Regions from separate parts of the Mus musculus genome. Here region 2 is linked to region 1. Evidence: chromatin loops called from intact Hi-C (ENCODE). Cell type or tissue: left cerebral cortex. All regions are shown on one strand. Links, peaks and the distances in the headings refer to the core of each region. The heading gives the core; the rest is flanking DNA. Region 1 has its middle 30 kb from the start of D16Ertd519e. Region 2 has its middle 29 kb from the start of D16Ertd519e.

What was found. A loop is a pair of places that touch in the nucleus more often than their neighbours do. Peaks named below come from ENCODE experiments on the same cell type or tissue, not always from the same donor. Only the 100,000 strongest peaks of a DNase experiment are listed, where the experiment ranks them.
Region 2: it touches region 1 in a loop (2.3-fold over the local background); 2 of 42 quality-filtered maps call a loop at or near these places.

Annotation. Positions count from the first base shown.
Region 1 is chr16:70,582,663-70,591,005 of GRCm38, forward strand. No RefSeq gene overlaps it. Among named protein-coding and RNA genes, the nearest start is that of D16Ertd519e, 30 kb to the right of the region's middle. In left cerebral cortex, for the core only: no CTCF peak of the experiment used is centred there; DNase peaks (open chromatin) are centred at 3,516 and 6,080.
Region 2 is chr16:70,641,703-70,650,045 of GRCm38, forward strand. No RefSeq gene overlaps it. Among named protein-coding and RNA genes, the nearest start is that of D16Ertd519e, 29 kb to the left of the region's middle. In left cerebral cortex, for the core only: a CTCF peak has its summit at 3,575; DNase peaks (open chromatin) are centred at 251, 1,078, 2,172, 2,680 and 4 more places; H3K27ac peaks cover 1,297 bases.

The DNA of each region.
Region 1 (8,343 bases), core at 254-8,253:
TACGTTTCTCTTTTGTTTCCACATTAAAATAATTCCTGTTTCAACTGTCCAATCCCAATGCTTCTGACAGCACCAGTCCTTGTAGGATGTTAGGACCTTTCTCAGCATTAACCTGGTCGCATGTCACTCATAAAATATAATTCTATAATCATCTGTTATCTGCTAATGTATTGAGACTCCATTACTAGTGCTAGTAACAGAAAGATAAAGAAGTCTATTGATCTCAACTCAGTTTATATGGAGCAAACAAATGGATGTTCATGGAAGAATCTACAAATTATATGTCTTATATCCATTCTTCTGTCATTTAAGAACAGAACCATTATTTATGTGACAGAACATGTGTGCAGCCATACAATGAAATTCCATGTGAAGAGGAAGTTAGTTCTTGCTTTTAGACTGGCCCCTTCCAGGGAGGAAGATGGGGTATTTACTAATATCAGCCGGTTCCTTCCCTATTTGCTGCTTTGATGATGGACAAAATATCTGGAGATCCCTGTCTTTAGCGTAAGATGACTTCCTATAGTAAAAGTTAGACGGGGTGGGTAAATGGGGTACTCAACTTCTCACAATGTTAGCCCAGTCACGCTTCGATAAACTGTCTTTGTTCTGTGTTTATTTCATGTCAGAAAGTGGTGCTACTCATAAGCTTCCTAGTGTATGCAGACGTTTTTGTTATGGATTGCCAGTCCCCATACTATGAAGATCATTCACTTACTGATAAAACTGAATAATTTTAAGTGAAAAAAATCAGAGGCCTGGCTGTGTAAGACTAGAGTAAAGGGAGCAAATAGAAGTCAGGACACTAGAATAGAGGAGGTAGGAAATTATATAGAATGCTCCCTAAATACACACTGATCCATCCAACGTGAACCAGTGTTCCAGAGAAGTTGAAGCTCAGGGTCTACAAAGAAAAAGATATGGACAGTATAGGATTTTAGACAGTAGCCTACGAAATGGCCTTAAAAGCTAATCTGAGAATATTAGATTCTATTTCTGACAGACTACACCATACAATGTACTTAAATATGAAATTCTAAATATATATGAAACAAAAATAAATAGTTGCAGGGCAAGAGAGTATTTTAAAACTGAACTGTCCTTAAAAACCACACTTGAAGTGATCTGTCCTCACATCATTTGGGAGAACCTCATAAGAACTACGGAGTGAGCAGTATGCTGGAGTCAGGAGATTGGGGCCAGGTCTAAAGGTTGCTCCCCCTCCCAGGCTCCCCTCTCAGAGTTCTTCTCCTATCCCTCCTCTCCTTTGCCTCTGAGAGGGAGATGTCATATCCTCCTACTCTGGGGCACCAAGTCTATATGGGTTAGGCATATACACTCCCCCTGGGGCCAGGCAAGGTAGCCCTCTGCTGCATATGTGCCAGATGCCTCACACCAGCCTGTGCATACTCTGTGGTTGGTGACTCAGTCTCTGGGAGCTCCCAGGGGTCTAGATTAGTTGAGACTGCTGGTCTTCCTTCAATCCCCTTCAGTTCTTCGATCCTTCCCCAGACTTTTCTTCCTTAGGGGTACTCAGTCTCCTTCCAATCATTGACTGTGAGTATCTGCATCTGTCTCAATCTGCTTCTGGGTCAAGCCTTGCAGAGGACAGCCATGCTAAGCTCCTGTCAGCAAGCACAACATAGCTTCATTACTAGTGTCAGGGATTGGTGCCTGGCCATGGTATGGATCCAAATTTGGGCTGGTCACTGGTCGGCAATTCCTTCAGTCTCTGATCCATATTTGGCCCTGCAATTCTTTTAGACAGGAACAATTCTGGGTCAAAAATGTTGAATGTGGGTTGGTGCCCCCATCTGTCTACCAGAGGTCCTATCTGACTACTGGAGGTGAGCTCTTCAGGTTCCACGTCCCCAGTGTTAGGTATTTCAGCGAAGGTCACGCATATTGAGCATTGGGAGACTCCCCATCCCAGTTCTCCGGGACTTTCTAGAGGTACCCCCACCCCAAGCAGCTGCCTATTTCTATTTATTCTCCTGGTCCTCTGCGCCTCTCTCCTGTCCACCCCCCCCCATACCTGATCCTGATCCTATCCCTGCTATTATCTTCTCCCTCCCCAATCTCACCCAAGTCCCTCCCTCCCTCCCTCCCTCCCTCCCTCCCTCCCTCCCTCCCTCCCTCCCTCCCACCCTTCATCCCTCTCCCTCCCATGACTACTTTGTTTCCCCCTTCTAAGTGGAATTTAAACATCCTCACATGGGTCTTTCTTCTTGTTTAACTTCTTAAGATCTGTGGGGTGTCTCATGGATATTCTGTATGCTCTGGTTAATATCCACTTATCAATGGATTATTATGGGTCTGGATTACCTCACTCGGGATGATATTTTCTAGTTCCATCCATTTGGCTGTAAAATGTGGAATGTCCTTGTTTTTAATAGCAGAATAGTATTCGTTTGTGTAAATGAACTACATTTTCTCTATTCTTCAGTTGAGGGACATCTGGGTAGTTTGTAGTTTCTGGCTATTATGAATAAGGCTGCTGTGAACATGGATCGCATGTCCTTGTGGTATGGAAGGGCATCTTTTGAGTATATGCACAGGAGTGGTATAGCTGAGTCTTTAGGTAGAGCTATTTCCCATTTTCTGAGGAACTACCAGATCCTCCTTCAAAACATTTCAACATTTATCCCCCCTATCCTTTCACCTGTTTATTAATCCACTGGCACTTCCTTTACCCAATATTGTAAGGATAATTTTTCTATGCAATTTTCTTTGGAAAGTTATGAATCAGGAGGTCCTTGCCCATGATCCCATCTTGAATTAAGACTTGACACTTAAGTCAAAAGATATGGTCCAGCTGTATCCATTATGTAATGGTACATGCCTGAGTGGTGCTTCTAAACCCTCTTCACACCCTTAAGTGTTCTTCAAGGGGGAACCATTTCAGAGTCTTAACAACTAGCTATGCAGTGAGATTCTGAAGATGCTGGTGCCCTGAGGCCATAGGAGTTTTAGCAGAACTACATAGGTGAGGATATGAATTAGTCACCCCTAAAGGGTGACAGCTGCTTTTGTCAATAGGATAATTAAACATTTCTCAAGTCCTTGCTCCATTAATTGAATGCCTTCTCCTAGGCCTTGTTCTTCAAATCCTCAGGCCACTTTTTTGAATATGTAACACCACTTATCTTGAAAATTCTTCATCCATGAAGTACCCCCAAATACTCTAGGTCAGGGGCAATCGGGAAACAGATATCAGAAAGAATATGCCGAACGTAGGCCACTTGATAGAGACAAATGTTAAAGAACTGTCAAAGCAAAGGTCAGAAGATTATTCGTGGTTTTGCAAAGTTCCGGAAATGTCAGAATTAGAGATATCTCCAGGTCATGAACTCACTCCTCCCAGCGCCAAAGTCACTGGTCCTCAGGCAGACACCCAGACACTGCTGGAAGTGTCTCTTGATTATCACAGCTGCCTGCAGCACTGAAATGGGTAATTCTCAGGAGGATGTCTGAAAGCCACTGGCAAGATTCCCTCTCTGCCATCTGCCGATACCCTTTCTCTAAGCAGAGTGAGGAAGTTGCTGAGAAAGAACAGCCCGTGTACTGCATGAGACACGTGCAAAGATTGCTGAAAAGGAGTTGATACTGCACCCACTTTCCACTTGGCAGAGTAATAACGAAGCATAGGGATGACTCCAGGAGACGAAAACCATGCAAAGCAGTTTTAGAAATCAAGAAAAGAACTGAGAATTGTTTTACAAACTTTAAGATCGTTCTTATCATATGTAAACTCCTGGTCACTTATAGTCATGTGGGAAAATGAAAAAGAGCCACACTGATATCTATTTGCTGTATAGCACAGTGATTTGAAACATTTAGAAGTACTGATAACCTGTTTACCTCTTTGTATAAAACCCAATACATGTTTACCTCTTTGTATAAAATATGCCAGAAGTAGTTTAAACAGTGTTTGCCTTATTATCACATAGCTTATTCAGATGAAAGAACATCTTTCCAATATCGTTGTGAATTACATTATTTCTAAGTTGGAAACAACTTTCAATGTTTTGTATCATGAAGTTGCAGTGCTATGTGGTATCTCTAAGAGTTCCTTTATTGGAGCATTTTGTGCTAGCATCACTTCCTCTCTAGGACATCCCACTTCACTTTCTTCCCTAATCGCTTTCTTGGATTGTATCACACTCACATGGAGGAGACTGGTGCAAGTCTCTTAAATATAGGGCATAGCACTACTTTCATGGTAAGCTTGTTTTCTGCAATATTATTTGCACTGGATTTGAATTGCCATTCCAGCATTATCCGACTGCACTTTTCATTGCTATACTTTCCTGGTTCTTGATTTTCATGGTTGACTCTTCTGGTTATTTACTTTTGTAAAATGTCACATAGGAGACAAGTCAATATAATTATTGCATGCCCTACGTACGTTCTGTGCATAAACTGAAACACAGACATCATCAACAATTACCAATACGTTTTGAAGGAAGTTATGGTATTAGGTGCCAATCAGTATACCCATTTGCCATTTGTATAATGAATTATCAACTAAATAGCTAGTGGCTAGTCTCATATTTGTGCATACTACCTATCTAATACATCATAGTGACTGAAATATGAAACAGGTTGCTGTTTTGAATTGTATTATTTAACTAAAATATGAAAACTGAAACTCATATATTGGACGGTGCTTTGGAGGGATAATCTCATTGACTCCAACAATGAGTGGGACATAAGGGTTGAGAAAATGAAAAGGGATTGATGTCTTAAATATTGAAGATAAAAAGCGATGATGCTAACAATTTTCATAAGTAGAAGCAGTAGAAAAATTAGAAGCAAAGATGGAATTAATGCAAGCTCTATGGCCTTTAAAGGTACAATATTTCATAAGGCTATAAGCCTTCAAATAGGTATTTCAGGGGGTTTAGTGATACAGTGTAAATTTGGATTATGTCCTCAAAAAAAGTTCTAAGTAAAACTAACAGTACAGATTACTGCGCTCAGACTCTTCCAAATCCTTCCATGAACAAGTAAGAGCATGGTAGCATACAAAAGTGTAAAAATTATCTAATACGCAGTTTGGTAACAAGGTAATGAATTTTTAGAACAGAATCTGGGATAGCTATAAAATGTTGCTGAGAGGTAAGAGAAATTCTACATAAAAATTAATTGCAGGTAAGGTTTGGCAGTATACATCTTTAATCCCAGCTTTGGGGTGGATGAACCTAGAGGATAACATGTTGGTAGAAATCTTGGGTTGCCGGCTCCTTGCCAGCACATCCAGCCGAGAAGAGAGAGGTCTCTCCAGGGCTGAGCAGGATGGCAAGTGTCCATGGCTCAAAAAGAAACACACTGAACTGGGAGTCTTGTCAAAGCAGGAACTTTATGGCATCAGCCTTTCTTTCGCTTATATAAGTTCAGGACATACGAAGTATAATTTTTGGTGGGGTGAGATGACATAGGAGGCAGGGAAGGGTGACCAAGAGTATGGAGTGACTGACAGGGCCAATGGCAAAGCTCTACATCAGCAACAGCAGGGCAAAGGGAGGGCCAAATTGGTCTTGCTAAGTCACATGGATACTGAAGTGACTGAGACAGGTCTCAAAACTCGAACCAGGCTTAGGTTCTCCCACAAGGCCGCAGAAACTCGAGCCAGGCTCCAGTTGGTCCTCAAGGCCCAAACCAGTGCCAAAAGTGGGGCCCAACATTGGGTTGCCTAAGAAGACCATGTCTCACAAAGCAATGTCACTAGTTTACCTATCTAGAGCACTAAGTAAGTCTTTGGGGGAAAAATGTATCATTAAAGCGCTGGGATGTAAGAAGACTGACAATCTTCAGAATAGGTAGAAACTTGGTAGCAAGTGTGGAATATAGTTTTGAGGTTCGTCAAAGACGATTAAATTCTTTGAGGAAAAACAAAACATACCCCCTCTTCTTGAGAAAAAAAAAGTTGTATGTTTTGTAGAAGAGAAGATGCTAGCAAATAGTTAAAGTGGGAGATGGTATAAGCTCAGAAAAAGCAGAGAAAGAAGCTAGAAACAGGGAGACAGCTGACTAAGTATGACTCAGACATACAGAGAAGAGCGGGGTAGGTGCTGAGACCGAAGCCTTCTCTCTTGACCATGAAATAAAGTGGAGAGGCCACTCCACAGAAAAGAATAGGGAAGGTCAAGATTCCCACTCATGAAATGCTGGGGGTGGCTTATAACAATCTCTCAACAGGAGCTGAGGGAACCTGTCTGAAAACATTGTTTAGAAGTTGTTTTGCCTCATCTAATAGATTAAAGCACATCATTTTGACTTATGGATAAGGCAGGTTTTATGAAGTTTTAAAGAAGAAATCCTAGTACTTAGCTACCTGAGAATTAAAATGAAGAAAATTTCCTGGGGAGATAATAGGGCTACATCAGACATAAATCAAGAAAGTGACCTTTTCTTGGTAGAAAAAAGCATTGTTAAAGAAGATGTCGGAGTCAAGATAGTAAAATAAATTTCAGAGAATTGAAAAGAGTTACTATGGACAGAGTGATAGAAAATAAGTTTACTAAGAGTAGCAACAATTCTTTGTGTGAAAAGAAAAAAAATTCCTGTATCTGTATTCAACAAACGTTCATCAATGTGAAATACTTTATCTTTCAGTTCAAATATGTAATTAAATTCATACAACTGTAGGGTGCCTCTTCAGTTTTGCATGTATTTATAATCTTTTTTTTCAAAGAATTATATCAGGCTGCTGAATCTTCTACTTTTCGTGTGGGAAAAGCCACACACACTCCCAAACACACAGTACAGCATTATTTCTGATTTTTTTTTTAGTCACTATTATTACATTTTTTTCTTCTCTATCAAATAGAAAAAAAATCCTACCCAGGTATTGTAAAAATACAGATTACCTTTTTACAGGAAAGAAAAAGAAAAGACAGTGATGCCTAATAGGTTGAGGACTTTGGCTGGGTGACCTGAAACAAAATGCAGAAATGTTTACTGTCATATAACTTGAACTTAATCAAGATGGTTCTTACTAAACCACAAACTTGGAATTGATCATATCTCCTCATTTTCTTAGTTTAGCATGACAATAAAAATATCATTTCTATCTAATCTGCTATTCTGGAACCACTAAAAAGAAGATGTGTGTGTGGGTGTGCGTGTGTGTGTGTGTCTGTGTGTGTGTGTGTGTGTGTGTGTGTGTGTGTGTGTGTGTGTGTGTGTTTGTGTGTGTGTGTTTGTCTGTGTGTGTAGTGATTGAATCCAATACTAAGACATACTAGGCAACCCCTGTAAGATTAAGCAACAGTCTAAGTACTATTACCCGCTGACCCACTTGCCATTCTTCACCTTACATGTTGAGATCTGCTGCTATGCTAGAAATCTGTGCTCACAGCCCACTTTAAATTACCCCAGAGGGGATAGTTATGGAAAGCATCTAGCATATTTGTGTAGGTTGGATTTAATGCAATTGTGAAATGCATTTCAAGTCTTGTTTCTAGATTCCCCTTCCTCTGATTTCAAAGCATGTGACATGCTTCAGAAACATCTTTATTTAAAACCATTTCATGATTAGAAAACTACCATAACATAGATATATTGTGATTTATTACTGTATAGTTATACAAACTTGAATCTTAATGAATTATATGCCATATCCTGCTTTTTTGTTTTACAAAGCAGAATGAACTTTTTAACAATTATGCATAGAACAGTCTCAATTAATTTAGTTAAGATTATGATATTCCCAGTAGAGGTTTCCTTACATATCATTTACCTCTTGGTGTTTTGCCTTCTCCATTTCTAAAATGTCCTTACAGCTAAGCCCACTGGCTCCAAAATACTGAGATCAAAGTGTGGGTTAGTTGTGTCATGCCTTGAACTCAGAGGACTAGATAGATTTGGATATTTCCTTTTGCAGGTGAAGGAAGAGAGTGTTCCCTCTAAAGATGTTCACCTACTGAAAAAAATGGAGGTAAAACATAGCAACAGTCAGCATGGTAGTTGGACTGTCACGCATCCTAAAATAGGTTGTTGCTTCCACAGTTTGGCCTGCTTTTCTACAATACAAGTTGGAAGAATAGGAATAATTGCCTTACTTTTGAACCTAAGTTACTTTCACACTTAATTTTTCATAAAAGTGTTTTCCCGGGTATGAAAAGAATTAAAATATCTTATGTTTGGACAGTCTTAGAGTAAACCGGTGGAAAATAAAATTAACTGCAACGAAACGGTGTGTTATGCATCACTTTAAAAATTATTCATTTTTAAAATTTCTTCTATTGAGCTACAGTGTTTCCTCATGATTGACCTTCAGATGATAGAAAGGAATATTGCCTTCTACCACAAACTTAAACAGACTAGTCTCTGGTCTTC
Region 2 (8,343 bases), core at 158-8,157, 59 kb after region 1:
CCCTCTTTGCATTTATTATAGAATAGCACTGAATACGTGTTCAGAATAGTTATCCATCTTGTAAAGAGTAACCTGTTGATAGGAGAGGACTGTAGAGACAGTACGAATAGTCTCAAATTTGTCAGAATCCAGATTAGACAGCAGCTCAGCTCTCTTTCTTAGAGCTACAGCCACTACAAGAAAATGACAAGCCTCCCACTGCAAATCTGCACATAAATTCCCAATGCAGGATACTCAGATTCCAGAAGAATATAATGTGCCTTTCTCAATGCCCCAAATAGGAGACATCAAATGATGACTGGCGGTTACTGGTAGCTACATGTTTCTAACTCCTAATGGTTGATACACTAACTGGATGTATCATCCTCCCTCCACAATTTCAGAGCTATGCATTCCTACACTGGAATACTCCCTAAATTCTGGCTGAGGATTCTGGATAACTTGACTACTTGAAGCCCCCCTTCTTCCTTACAGACTTATAGAAACACACCTCCACTATGCCTTGTATTCCTGAACTCTCATCAGGTCCTTCACTATGTCTGTTTATCTATAATTTTGATACCTGAATTCCCTTCATAGCCTCACCAGCCTGATTTCTATCTGCCTATGTTATCAATAATGCTTTTAATAAATTTCTTAGTCCTATAGAACTAGTGTCCCTCTTCAACCTCAAACATGAGACTTTTCAGACACAGCTCTCTGGTCCTTCTGTTGTTATGATTTCAGTAACTAGTAGGTCAAAATTAGTGGCTATAAACAGAATTAGTTAGGACCTCTAAGTATTAGTGGATTGGCTGTATGTGTGACACATAACATGGGTTAGAGACATTTCTCACTCCTAATAGTGCTAAGGTATGAATAGATTATAGGTGAGTCTGAAAGGTAATCTTTTCCTGAGGGTGTCTTGGGGAGATGAAAAAAAATGGAGAATATGCTGTTAGAATATAAATTCGGCCTCCGGGGAAGCTGTTCTAGCTCAAAAGATTATAGAGATCTTTACAACTTTCAGAAGACATTCTGCATACACAGTAACGTGGGATATGAGACCTGGATGAGCACCAGAAGTTATTGATGGATGGCTCTTTCTGGAGCAGAAATGAAATATTCCCTACTGCGTACTGCAATGGACACTTACACTCTTATGGGCGATCCCTGAAGAAGTGGGAGTAAAAGTTGCCTATGTAAAATAGACATAAAATTAAGTAATAGAAAAAATACTGTATGTACTGCTGTTGTACGTCTTTTAACTTTTAAACATTTTTAATTTATTTTTAATTATGTTTATGTGTGTGTGTTTGCACGCAATGTGTCTGTGTCTGTATATATGTACACAAGTGCATATGCTTATATAGCCCTGATTAAGAGACCCCTGGAACTGAAACTAAAGTTGGTTGTGAACAACCCAACACATGATATAGATAGATAGATAGATAGATAGATAGATAGATAGATAGATAAGAGCGCAAGCGCTTGTGTGCTTTTTAAAAACTAATTGATAATAGTAATAACTGACAAAAGAGACTCTGTAATTTTATTTTTTTAAAGTGTGTGTGTGTGTGTGTGTGCGCGCGCGGGCGTGCGCACGGGGACAGGCGTCTATGCCATGACATACCCATGAAGGACAGAGAACATTATTTTGGAAATTGATTCTCTCTTTCCACCGTGAGTATCAAGGGATCAGACTCAGGACATCAGGCCTAATGGAGCAAATGTGCTTACTCACTGAGCCCTTCTTCATGCCCTAAAATAGTTTGTAAAGATTTGAAAGGTGATTAAATGTGGTCCCCTTTCCCAGGACCTCCCTTCAAAGTCATGAAAAATGAGGCAATAGAGCAGGTCACTGATGCCAACTTTTCACTCCGGGTCCACTTGGGGAAGACTTCCTTTGGCAGGATTAGTTCATTCATCTCCTTTGAGCTTTCTCCTGGTCCTCACAGGCTTTATATGGAATGCTTTCCTCCCCCTCCCCTCCCCCCCTTTTTTTGGCTGAAAATTTTCAGAGCTCTATTTATATCAAAGGGGACATCAAGAACCATAACACTCACTAAAAATGAAATCCTACGGCTCAGCCTGCCAACCAGCAGAGGAAGCTTGCAACTGTAAGTGAATCTCTTAAGGCAAGTCACGCACAGAGGAGAGAAGACAGGAAGAGGGCCAGGCAGCTTATGATAGAATGAGAGACGGGGCAGACTGGGAGCGGCAGGCAACAAAACCTCAAAAGACTCACAAAGAGAAATCTTTGGCTTAGCTCTCTGGAAGCCAAGAGACAGGGAAAAAAAAATCATATAATAGAGGCTGCTTTAGGTGTGGAAGGACATTGCCAAGCCCAGGGACTGGTACTGCCCAGGATGTCTGCAGCTCCGAGCAGCAGGGTGAGCATCCCACGGACCCTGAGTTTGCAAAGCCTCTGGGTTACGCGTCACACTTGGCAGCTGTATTTGATGCTCCCCTTGTCAACTGTGTCATTGTTCAATATAAAGGGCAAGAAGGAAAGAGCAGCAGCGACATCTTAAATATTAAGGTTATACAAATGACACCCTCAACATGAGATCAGAGCCATAAACATTTCAGAAAAGGTTGTTTAAATGCTCTATGTATCTGCTATTTTTATATAAGCTGACACCTCCATGGTGGCCTTGAGAAAATGGAAAAAAAAAAAACCTTTAAAGTAACCACCCTCTTTCTTCTGATCCTCTATTAACTTGTGGCTGCTATTCCCACACAGCAGAGAGATAGAACACAGAGACAGGTCATGTATGACGGGTACAGAAGGGTACTTAGAGGCAGCAAACACGTGTATCTTCATTTTCCAAATTAGATCCCTCCGAAATGTTCAGGGGCTTCTCCTTTCTTCTCTTGCAGTGTTTAATCTCTATCCTGTGAAACAGGAAACACTGTCCTTATTTTACTCTGAAGCGACTTTAATGGCAGAGATGAATCTCGATATGGAGGAAGGTGACAGGAACCCGGAATTGTTATTCAATCTCAGTTCTGTTTTTCCCCTCTATGATGATTTCATTTGTCAGAGTAGTTTTAATGCAAAGCTTGTGATCGGGATTTTTTTCCCCCCTTAAACAATTGGTACTACCATCTGTGTCACCTGAGGCTTCTTTTTTCCAATTATTATGCGTTGTAGCTTCGTGTAATGTGACACAATGAAAACATAAATAATTCCAGTCTTTCTTTGCCGGGAGAGAAATCTCCAGACAGTTACATGGTGCCAGCATACCGATTCAAGAGCAGGTGAGGTGACGTAATATTCTTCACACAGAACATGCCACTTTTTTTTTTTCTTAAACTTCATCTGCTCTTTAAAATGCTTTGTTTAGTCTGATTAGCAATAGACTTCAGAGGCATTTTCTAGGGCATAGACCTGTGTGCCTGCAAACTTCCCACTGTGCTGATGAAGCCTCCCTTCACCTATGCTGAGCCGCTGGAGTTCAGAACAACCCTAGGGCATTTTTGTTTTTTGTTTTATATCTCGTTTGTTCTTTCTCTTTGTTCTCTTCCATTCAGAGGAAGGTGTGTGCTAATGCCAAGTTGTTAGAAGTGTACCCAGCAGGGGGTGACTATGAGCTGTTTGGATTCTTTGAAACACCTCTTGCTTATTTACCTAGTGTGTTATATTACAATTAGAGAGCAGCCTCTTCATGAACACAAATGCCCACTTTACAAGCTGTTTATCTTAGTTAGAAATGATTCAGCTTAAAAAAAAAATGGACTTTGAGTGTTCACTCCAGCCCTCTATTATTAGCTACTAGTCTCCTCCCTGAAAGGCCAGGAGCGATGAATGTTGTCTATATTTTCTGGAATAAAGCTGTCTACCAGGAAAATCATACACCTTAGTGAATAATTGAAATGTTATGTCTGGAAAATGCTGGACTTCAATAGTAACACTCTCTTCTCTGGTGTTTTTCTAGGTCAGACAGAGCATGCCCTTGGGCCCCTATGGTATCCTAGAAGCAAATGCTACAACTAAATACCGAATGGTTAAGTTTACTGGCTAAATTTTCAGAATAAATCCGAGTGATAATCAAAAGCTGTGTGAAAGTTCTTAAGAGCTTGCATTGGTGATCCAGGTTCACATTTAGCTTGTGGATTCATGCAACATTCAAGCTGGCTGCTTTTGATCCATTATTTTTGTTTCTACATGTTTTGCTCTCACTGGGCACAGCGTTCAGAGATGGTGATAAGAAGGCGATCCCTTTCAGAGAGTTTTTGTTCCTAAGGTAACATCTCTGTAATCCATTCTCCTCTGAACATTTTTCCTCTCAGATTTGCTGGACCGTGTAAGCAGGGAGACTGATGAGAAAGTATCAGGGAACAGCAGGGACTTGGGGTTTCTGTAAACTTTTCGCTCTGAAGGTTACCTGGTTATCTTTTCCCAAACTAACCACTGCTGTCCCTCGGTACTCTGACATTCTCTAATTGCTCTAGTTGATTGTGAGGCAAGATACCAACTCAGATTCATGGCAGATTTAAGGTTTTTTTTTTTTTTAGGCATTTAGTTGGGATAATCTCCACTCCCAAAGCTTCCTTTGTATAATTTGGATGTGAGCAATCCAGGAATCCTACATAAAAAGCCACCTTTTGATTATTTAATTGTATTTTTGATATTTTATTTTACCGATTGACTTCTAAGCAGGGCAGGTTCTATTTTACCTTGAAGAGGTTGAATCCGGCTTGTAGATCAAGAAATTACTCAGCTCATTATTGTCTATTCCAGAAACTTGGTGCAAATTATGGTTCTCAAAAGTCCTGTTGGAAACCATTCCTTTCTTGCTTTCCATTCTTCACATTATTAAGGCATTATAAGATGAATTGACTGGTCTGCCATATAATCACGAATGCTGAATGTCTCAATATTGTTCATATGCCCTACTGACTCCCCGAGTCTATCCAAAATGGCAGTATTTGGGCAAAAGGAATCCATTGATATACAACTGGGCTAAGATAAAGCTACAGTTATGAGGGAAATCGGAGTAACTCAGAATTATCAGTTAAGTTTTATCACTTTATTCATAAAGGATAGTAGTAGAAAAATTTACCTCAAATTTATTTTATTTTTGATATTATTTTAAATATCTACCTATTTATATATTTATTATCTATCTATCTATCTATCTATCTATCTATCTATCATGAAGTATTAGACGAGGTACACATGCCAGTCTGTTGGTGCAAGGACAACACTCTGGAATCAATTTCCTCCTTCTACCTTTATGTAGGCTCCAGGAGTAGAGCTCAGGTTGGCAGGTTTGCTCAGCAAGCACATTTACCATGCAGCCATCTCTCTAGCCCTCATTTACAAATTAGTTTTATCTCATACAGAAAATGTAATAATAGGTTAGGACTGAGAGTAAACAAACATATAGTAAATATTTATTATAAAACAAGTGAAGACTGGAGGAAGAAAATCAATTACATGATGGAAGAAGATAGTTTCGTTGTTTTTTTATGCCTAGGTGGGTGAAATATGACAGGCACATAGCTCTACTTAAGTGCATAAATAGAAATAAATGTCAGTATAGTATAAAATTTAGTGAGGAGATCAAGAAAGGGGAAGGGTAGGTGATGAGGAAAGGCAGGATGCAGGAAAAATGATCCAGGAAGCAGAAAAGAGGATATAAGGATAATTGGTTTTCTATTCTTTCATTTTTTTTTAAAGCTGTCCTTTAAGATTCCCTATTATATTTGTTTAATAGATACACTGGGGAAGGGTTTCTGAGGTTTGCCTTGGCCAATATTGTGGGAGTTTCCTACCAACAGGATTGACTTAAGGGAGAAAAGCAGAGTCTATTAGTAGTTCATTGGGAACTAGAGAAGTGAGTGGTACCTTAATATAGCTGTATGACGTTTTTATTTGTTAATTAATTATTATCAAGTGATTTTTTAAAATGGAAAGGGACTTAAAACGTGAAAAACAATATAGCTGAAAGTATGATGTGCTTACAGACCGGATCCTGGCATGGCTGACTTCTGAGAGGCCCTACCTGCAGCTGACAGAGACAGAAGCAGATCCTTACACCCAGCCATTGGACTGAGTCTGGGACTCCTTTGGTGGAATTAGAGGAAGGATTGAGGAAGCTAAAGGGGAGAGCAACCCCATAAGGAAGTCTTACCTAACCCAAGGGAGCTCCCAGAGACTGAGCCACCAGTTGGAAGCATACACAGGCTGGTCCAAGGCCCCTGGCACATATATAGCAGAGGTCTACCTCCTCTGGCCTCTGGGGGAAGCTGAGCTTAATCCTCCAGAAACTTGAGGCTCCAGGAAAGGAGAAGGCCTCTGGGGTGGGGGTGGGGGGTAGTACCCTCTTAGAGCCAAGGGGGAGGAGGAATGGGATGAGGAACAGTGGGAGGAAGAACTGAGCAGGGACAATGACTGGAATGTAAATAAACAAAATAATTTACATTAAAAATAGAGCTGAAAGCAATATAGTCACAAACTAGGTAATACCCAACGTTAAATTTCCTTTTTTTATGCTCAACTGAAATCTCTCTTGTTTGAGTTTCATGAAACCTTTGACCTGCCACTGACATGTAAAACTACATAGAGAATGCAAATTCTTTCATTTACATGTGTTCCACACAACTGGAGTTGGTTGAAGACAATAATCAAGATTCAATTGTACACTGTCTTTTATTTGAAATCATGGTGTAGTGACTTATGATTGGATAGTGACGTAAAGGTTTCAAAATTTTATTATATTCAATTTATTGCTAACAATTATATGAGACTAGAGAATGTAATTAGAAATGTTCTTGCTAGTGAGCAATTGCTTCTAGATTCAAAGAGAAGGCAAAGGGAGGAATGCCCTGGGTAGTTCTAGTGGGAGGGGGGGGAGTCTCTGAATGTCATGTAACACAGAGCACAGCTGAACATGTAAAGACTTGGAAGTCAGAACAATAGGCCTATTTTGAATTGTATTTATTGGCTTCTTCCTTGCTTCATACTATCATTGTTGACGACAGATTATCATAAAACAGAAACTACTTACCTGTCATATCTCAGCTTTGGCAATTTCAGAGCATCTGAGTTCTTTCTGCTTTACTAATCCTAAAAAACGGCCTTGGTAGGCAGATGAGAATCCTGTCCTTGTAGATGCCAGAGGTGTGGCAAGATGCTGTTCCCATGTCCATACAAGATGGCTTTCAGGAAAGGCAATCAAACAACACCCACACACTATGTAATATGTCAATATAATCTTGTGGCTGAGGAAGCTGGAATTCGGGTAATCAGGTAGTGTTTCCAAGCTGATTGCTTGCAGCAGGTGATAGTCAAAGAACTGCACATAAGATCCAAGGACTGCCCATTAGATCTGTGATGTATGTTTCTCATTTTCTTCCTCTTGTTTTTATTCTTTCAACCTGTGTTATTACAGCTTTTAGCTAAGTGCCTCCATACAATGATTTAGTGGCACTTTTCTGCAAATATTTATTTTATGAATATTTTGCTACTCAGAAAAATGACCTATGAAAGCAACAAAACTCAGAGAGAAAAGTAGAAAAGTTAGTACCATTAGTGCTGTTAATGTATACTTCCGTTAAGTCACATAAATTATTCTGGACATCTCTGCTGTAATGGGAAAACTGTCTACATTTTCCATTGAAAGAGCATTAGGCAGTAATCTTATGTTTTAAAGATTAATCTCTTTGATAATCATGTCTTAAATTTTGACCCACTTTCTTTAAGGTTCTAAAAATTCCGAAAGCTCTGTCAATCACTGTGTCAACAGCAGATTTCTGAACAAAAACCTGGATACCTACACTATCTGGTGGCAATGTAATCTGCATCTACATATGTAATTCCCCCTACAGTACCAGGGTAAGGATTCTCTATACATCTAGAGTGATTGGAAAGTACAAATAGTTCCCCTTTAATTGGGAGAGTGATATTTGATACCATGAAGAACAAGAGGATAACTGAAAAACATGAGTGAGAAGAATTGAATGACATTTTTAAAGACTTCTTTAGGTTTTAATGAAACCATATTCCACTTGGTCTGGAAGAAAATGGGGAATAGTAGACAATATGCTTGTGAAGTGTAAGGGCAGGACAGATTTCAGGTGTGACTGGACCCAACTGTTAGGTGGATCTCCTTGTCATCTAAGATGCCTCCCTCTTTACCAGCTAGGGACTCTAATGAGCTGTCTGAATTCTCATGCAGGTTCCTCATGCTGCAGGCTTTTAGGAGCCCCTAGTGGAAACCATCTGTGTTTTGGATCACACAAAATTCTCAGCACTTCTATGGCCAGCTTAAAAGCATTTACAGAGAAACTTTTCAAGTTTTTGTGTTGACAAAAGAAAGTGTATTGCTTGGGAAGAATGTGGTAGTAAGTAGT